2 separate regions of the Homo sapiens genome follow, and region 1 is linked to region 2. Evidence: read pairs that join two places in POLR2A ChIA-PET (ENCODE). Cell type or tissue: B cell. All regions are shown on one strand. Each heading gives the region's core, and the rest is flanking DNA. Links, peaks and the distances in the headings are about the cores only.

Evidence for each region. ChIA-PET counts read pairs that join two places held together with the same protein. Peaks named below come from ENCODE experiments on the same cell type or tissue, not always from the same donor. Only the 100,000 strongest peaks of a DNase experiment are listed, where the experiment ranks them.
Region 1: POLR2A ChIA-PET joins it to region 2 with 5 read pairs; 1 of 35 experiments calls an interaction of 5 or more read pairs at or near these places.

What each region holds. Positions count from the first base shown.
Region 1 is chr19:54,094,645-54,097,535 of GRCh38, forward strand. It overlaps OSCAR (osteoclast associated Ig-like receptor), which reads right to left. Exons shown (of 5, transcript NM_133169.6): 3 at 2,218-2,520; 4 at 1,228-1,509; 5 at 24-713. The coding sequence ends at 577. Among named protein-coding and RNA genes, the nearest start is that of OSCAR, 4.7 kb to the right of the region's middle. In B cell, for the core only: no CTCF peak of the experiment used is centred there; DNase peaks (open chromatin) are centred at 1,427 and 2,187; H3K4me3 peaks cover 998 bases; H3K27me3 peaks cover 1,831 bases.
Region 2 is chr19:55,132,430-55,135,320 of GRCh38, forward strand. TNNT1 (troponin T1, slow skeletal type) reads right to left here. Exons shown (of 14, transcript NM_003283.6): 12 at 1,637-1,775; 13 at 1,458-1,498; 14 at 269-531. The coding sequence ends at 486. Among named protein-coding and RNA genes, the nearest start is that of MIR7975, 11 kb to the left of the region's middle. In B cell, for the core only: no CTCF peak of the experiment used is centred there; a DNase peak (open chromatin) is centred at 1,437; H3K27me3 peaks cover 1,678 bases.

The sequences.
Region 1 (2,891 bases), core at 112-2,611, 1.0 Mb before region 2:
AAAGATGGCACGGACCTAAAGAGTTAGCAGCAGCAAGATTTATTGTGTAGAGCAAGAGAACAAAGCTCCCACAACGTGGAAGCAGACTCTGGTGGGGTGCCGCGCTCGCCAGCTTTTATTCCCTTATTGTCCCCGCCCGTGTCCTGCTGATTGGTCCATTTTACAGAGCGCTGATTGGTCCATCTTACAGAGTGCTGATTGGTCCATTTTACAATCCTCTTGTAAGACAGAAAAGTTCTCCAGGTCCCCATTCAACCCAGGAAGTCCAGCTGGCTTCACGTCTCACTACTACCTTTCTGTAGCTGCTACTACTACAGTGAGTAGACGGCAGTGCTGGGATTCGAACCCTCTGTCTTCTGGCTTGGAAGTCTTAACCACTAATCGCGTCTTCCTTTCAGCTACTCCTTGGGAAAGGCCTGGAAAGAAGCTACAGCACAGGGCACAGCGGGGTCTAAGGACCGTTCCGCGGAGCTCAGCCAGCAGGACTGTGGGGCTGCAGGAAAGGACAGTCCAGCCCAGGGTCCCAGCTTCTCCGCCACTCAGGTTGGAAGTCTCGGGCTGCAGTGCTCCTGGGGCTCAGGGGCGGATACCAGCAGGAGCGCGGTTCTGACTGCGCCAGTCAAAAGTGACCAGCGCGCCCAGGGAGATGAGGACCAGCCCGGCCAGCCCCAGGCGGACTAGGTTCCCCCGGGTGTAGTCGGAGGAGCCAGAGTCTGCGGGCGGAGCCGGGAGAGAGGGGCCATCAGCTCCCGGACCCCAAAGTCTGGGCCCTGAACTCCAGGTTTCCAGCCCCTGGGGTGGACTTAGGGACCTGACTCTACAGTCTCAAAGTTGAGGGGGAGTCGATGGAGGCTTCAACTCCTGGGTCCAGGAAGAAGGGGCTGGGGCCTGGACTGCTGGATCAGGAAGGAGGGGCTGGGGGCCTGGAGTCCTGGGTCCAGGAAGGAGGGGCTGGGGGCCTGGAGTCCTGGGTCTGAGGGAGGAGGTACTGGGGCCCGGGAATCCTGGGTCTGAGGGAGGAGGAGCTGGAGGACTAGACTCCTGGATCTGAGGGAGGAGGGGCTGGGTCCCAGGAATCCTGGGTCTGAGGGAGGAGGGGCTGCAGGACTAGACCCCTGGGTCTGAAGGAGGAGAGGCTGGGGGCCTGGGCTCCTGGGTCTGAGGGCGGAGGTCCTGGGGCCTGCATTCCTGGGGCGGAGGAGGCGGGCCGGGCCTCAGGGCCCTCACCTTCCCAGCTGATGACCAGCACCTCGCTGCGCTGCGACAGCACGTAGGGCGCGGAGGGCGTGTGATAGTAGCAGCTGTAGGTGCCGGGGGCGCGGGCGCCCAGCAGCGTGAAGTCGGCCCAGGGCTGCGCGGAGTGGCGGTACTGCAGCGGGGCCGCCACGCCCTCGCGGTACAGCACGAAGCTCATGTTCCGCAGGCGGCCCGCGCAGCGCAGGCTCACGTTGGCGCCAGGACCCACCACCGGCCCGGGCAGCGCCACCAGCGACGGCCGCGGCAGCTCCTCTGCAGAGACGGGGTGAGAGTCCGGGGCCGCGTGAGCGTCTTCCGCTCGCTCGCTCGCTCTGTTTCTCCTTCTCCTCTGTCTCTCGCTTTCTCTGTGCCTCTCTCTCTCTTTCTGCCTCTCTTTCTCTCTGCCTGTCTCTCTCTCTGTCTGCCTCTCTCTCTGCCTCCCTCTCTCTCTGCCTCCCTCTCTCTGCCTCCCTCTCTCTCTGCCTCCCTCTCTCTCTGCCTCCCTCTCTCTCTGCCTCCCTCTCTCTCTGCCTCCCTCTCTCTCTGCCTCCCTCTCTCTCTGCCTGCCTCTCTCTCTGCCTGCCTCTCTCTCTGCCTCCCTCTCTCTGCCTCCCTCTCTCTCTGCCTCCCTCTCTCTCTGCCTCCCTCTCTCTCTGCCTCCCTCTCTCTCTGCCTCCCTCTCTCTCTGCCTGCCTCTCTCTCTGCCTCCCTCTCTCTCTGCCTCCCTCTCTCTCTGCCTCCCTCTCTCTCTGCCTCCCTTTCTCCTTCTGCCTCTTTCTCTCTCTCTCCCCCCGCACTGTACCTCTCTCTCTCTCTGCTCCCCTGTCTCTCTCTCTCCCCCTAGTGTCTCTGTATCTGTCTTTTCTTGTGTCTGTGAATCTGTTTGCCCGCCTCGCTCTGTCTCTCTTTCCCTATATCTCTCTGTCCCTCCCCCAACTCCCTTGTTCCACCCACTTCTCCTCCCCGACCCCAGGACCTCACCTGTCACCAGCAGCTCCAGGACATCGCTGGGCTGGGACCAGACACCCGGCCCCCAGTCTGGCCTTCGGTAGCAGCAGCGGTAACTTCCCCCTTGGGCTGGAGTCACCTCCTCCAGAAAGAATTCTGCCAGCTCGGAGGACACATCCCGGAAGAGAAGGGGAGCGATCTCTCCAGGCTTGAAAAGTCCAAATCTCCAAGCGGGTTGGGGTGCCCGGCATCTCAAGGTCACGTTGACCCCAGGGGTCACAACTGTAGCCGGCTGAGCTCCCAGCCATGGCTTAGGGTGGTATGAAGCTGGGGGGACTGAATAAACGGGGCTGCCTGGGTCCTCGGGCCTCCTGGGAGCCCCAGAAGATGAAAGGGAAGTTGGGGAAGGAGGAAAATCACCTTGGACAATTACTGCCCCTTTCTTAGCCTCAGTTTCCTGTTTGTAAAATCAGGGAGAGACTGGACTACAATCAAGCCTTGTTAAAACCAGGTGCAAATCAGAGGGGCAGGACAGAAACTTCTGAGCTTTACTCCACAGTTTGTAAACACAGTTTCAAAAGGTCAGGTCCCAGAACTCTGTAATTTTATTATTATTATTATTTTTAAGTAATGAGATGGGAGGGGGCGGTCTCCCTATGTTGAGCAGGTTGGTCTTAAACTACTGGCCTCAAGCAATCCTCCCACCT
Region 2 (2,891 bases), core at 231-2,730:
CCCAGGAATTCAAGGCTGCAGTGAGCCGTGATCACGCCACTGCACTGCAGCCTGGGCGACAGAGCAAGACCCTGTCTCTAAAAATTAAAAATAAAAATGCTACTATGAACATTCATGTACAAGCTTTTGTGTGGACAAAGGTTCTTGGTTCTCTTGGATATACATCCAGGAGGGGAACTGCTGGGTCCTGCAGAAATGCTTTCACTTGTTGAGGAACCGCCAGGCTGCTTGCAAAGCTGTTGCATTTTCCATTCCCACCAGCAGTGTGTGAAGGTTCAGCCTGCCGTACTTTAATGATTATTGGTGACACTCTTTCAAGTAACTTGTTGGTAATAAGAAGTCAATTAACCAGGAGAGACCAGCTGCATCTCAACCATAATAACATCAGAGAACCCAGCGGGTGTCTGAGGGGAGCGTTTATTTCAAGCTACCGATGGGACAAACACTCCCAGGCTTCCCAGGTGCCACTGTCCGGGGCGGCATCCTCACTTCCAGCGGCCTCCAACGCGGCCCTTCCCTGCCCCCTTCCGGCTGTAGAAGAATGAGGTGGTATCAGGAAAAAGGGGCCCCTCCAGTCTCTGAAATGGGCCCCAGGCCCTCAATTCAGGAAGCCCATTCCCCAAAATATTAGCCCTCCCTGCCCAGAGGAAGCAGTGAGCAAAACAACTGTCACCTCTTTTGGGTTCTATGACTGGGGGGCAGCGGCTGGTGGTCAAAGCCTCGCTGACATGTGGGAGCTGATATTTGGGGGCGAGTGCAGGGTGTTCATGGGGGAGCTGATGAATGTTTATGAGTCAGGGGCCAGGGTGGGGGGAGGAAGGGTTGGATGATCTGGGCATGGGTGGGTAACACGCAGGAAGGGCTGGGGTGAAAGAGACAGGAAATGGGAGAAGAGGAGAAGGGAGAGGGAGAGGAGGGAGGAAGGAAGAGGGAGTGGAGAAACAGAGAGATTCAGGGAAGACCCTCTCGGCTGGGCGCGGTGGCTCACGCCTGTAATCCCAGCACTTTAGGAGGCCAAGGCGGGTGGATCACGAGGTCAGGAGTTCGAGACCAGCCTGACCAACATGGTGAAACCCCGTCTCTACTAAAAATACAAAAATTAGCCACGCTTGGTGGCGCGCACCTGTAATCCCAGCTACTCAGGGGGCTGAGGCAGGAGAATCGCTTGAACCCGGGAGATGGAAGTTGCAGTGAGCTGAGATCACTCCACTGCACTCCAGCCTGGGTGACAGAGCGAGACGCAGTCTCAATAAAAAAAAAAAAAAAGAAAGAAAAAGAAAAAGGAACTGAGACCCAGGATTCCGAGAGCAGAGAGAGGAGGACAGAGAAGGAAGGACAAAGAGAAAGGGGCAGAAACTCAGGCAGTGGGGGATGGAGCCCACAGAGGGAGGGAAAGAGGCCTGAGAGTCAGCGGGAGGGTAGGGACAAGAGCAAGGGCTTGAGACGGTCACACTCACAACTTCTGGGCGTGGCTGATGCGGTTGTACAGCACGTTGATCTGCGGAGGCAGAAGACAGATGCTGGGACAGCCGGTGGGGACGTGGGGACGGGCCACCCACCCCTGCCTGGAGTTTGCTGGTCCCTCCCAGCCCAGCCCTGCCCTCTCTCCCTCCCTCCCTGCGGAGCTGGGTCTCACCTCATATTTCTGCTGTTTCAGCTTCGCCATCAGGTCGAACTTCTCAGACTCCAGCTGGTGGATCCAGTCCGACAGCTCCTGGGCTTTCTCCCTGGCAGGGCAGGAGGGCTGTGATGGAGGCAGCCAGGCAGACCGGGCCCTAGGCCCAGGGACGGAGAGGAACTTGGGCCCAGAGAGGTTGTGGGAACCACCCAAAGCCACACAGCGAGACTGTGAGTTCAGCGTTGTCGGCACCATTTTGTTCATATTTGAGGCCGAGAGTTTTAAAATCTGTGCCCACTTTCTCCACATCCGAGCTGGAGCTCTCGCATTTCCCAAGGGGAGAGAAGGGTGTCATGATTAAGAGACCAGGCTCGGCACCTGTAATCCCAGCACTTTGGGAGGCAGAGGCCAGCAGAACACTTGAGCCCAGGAGTTCAAGACCAGCCTGGGCAACAAAGAGAGACCCCGTCTCTGCTAAAAATAATTAAAAAAATTAGCCAGGCAGGGTGTTTCCGGCTACTTGGGAGGCTGAGGCAGAAGGAACCTGGGAGGTCAAAGCTGCAGTGAGCTGTGATTGCACCACTGTATTCCTGCCTGGCAACAGAGCAAGACAAAAGAAAGGAAAGAAAAGGAGAAAGGAAAGTGGGGAGGGGAGGGGAGAGGAGAAGAGGGGAGGGGAGAGGAGAAGAGGGGAGGGGAGAGGAGAAGAGGGGAGGGGAGAGGAGGGAAGAAGAAGGGGAGGGAGGGAGGGGAGGGGAGACGAGGGGAGGGGAGGGGAGGGGAGACGAGGGGAAGGGAGGGGAGGGGAGAGGGGAAAGAAAAGGAAGAAAGAAAAGACCGAGCCCAGGCTCTGCAGTTAGAAGCCCCTGGTTCAATTCCCAGCCATGCCATTCTCTGGTTTATGAATATGTCACATGACTTCCTTTAGAATCCTGTTTCCTTCTCTAGAAAATATGGAAATAAAACTGTGGAAGAGATGGCTGCTTGCCTACCTGTTAGCCCTTCTCCCTTTCTTCTAGAAATAGCCTCTTGTGCATTAGGCTGAGTTGAAAAACTACTTTGCCCAATCTCCCTTGCAGGTAGGGGTGGCTACTCAGACGAAAGCAGGTCACTGGGTGCGGCTTCCAAAAGAGACTGTGTGGCTCTTCTCTTGCGTCTTCTTTCTGCTGCTTGGATCATCCATGTGAGGCTGGAGCTAGCAGCTATATTGGACTAAGTGATTTTGAGGATGGAAATATTGGGCTAAAAGTAGTGAGTGAAGCAGAAAACATAG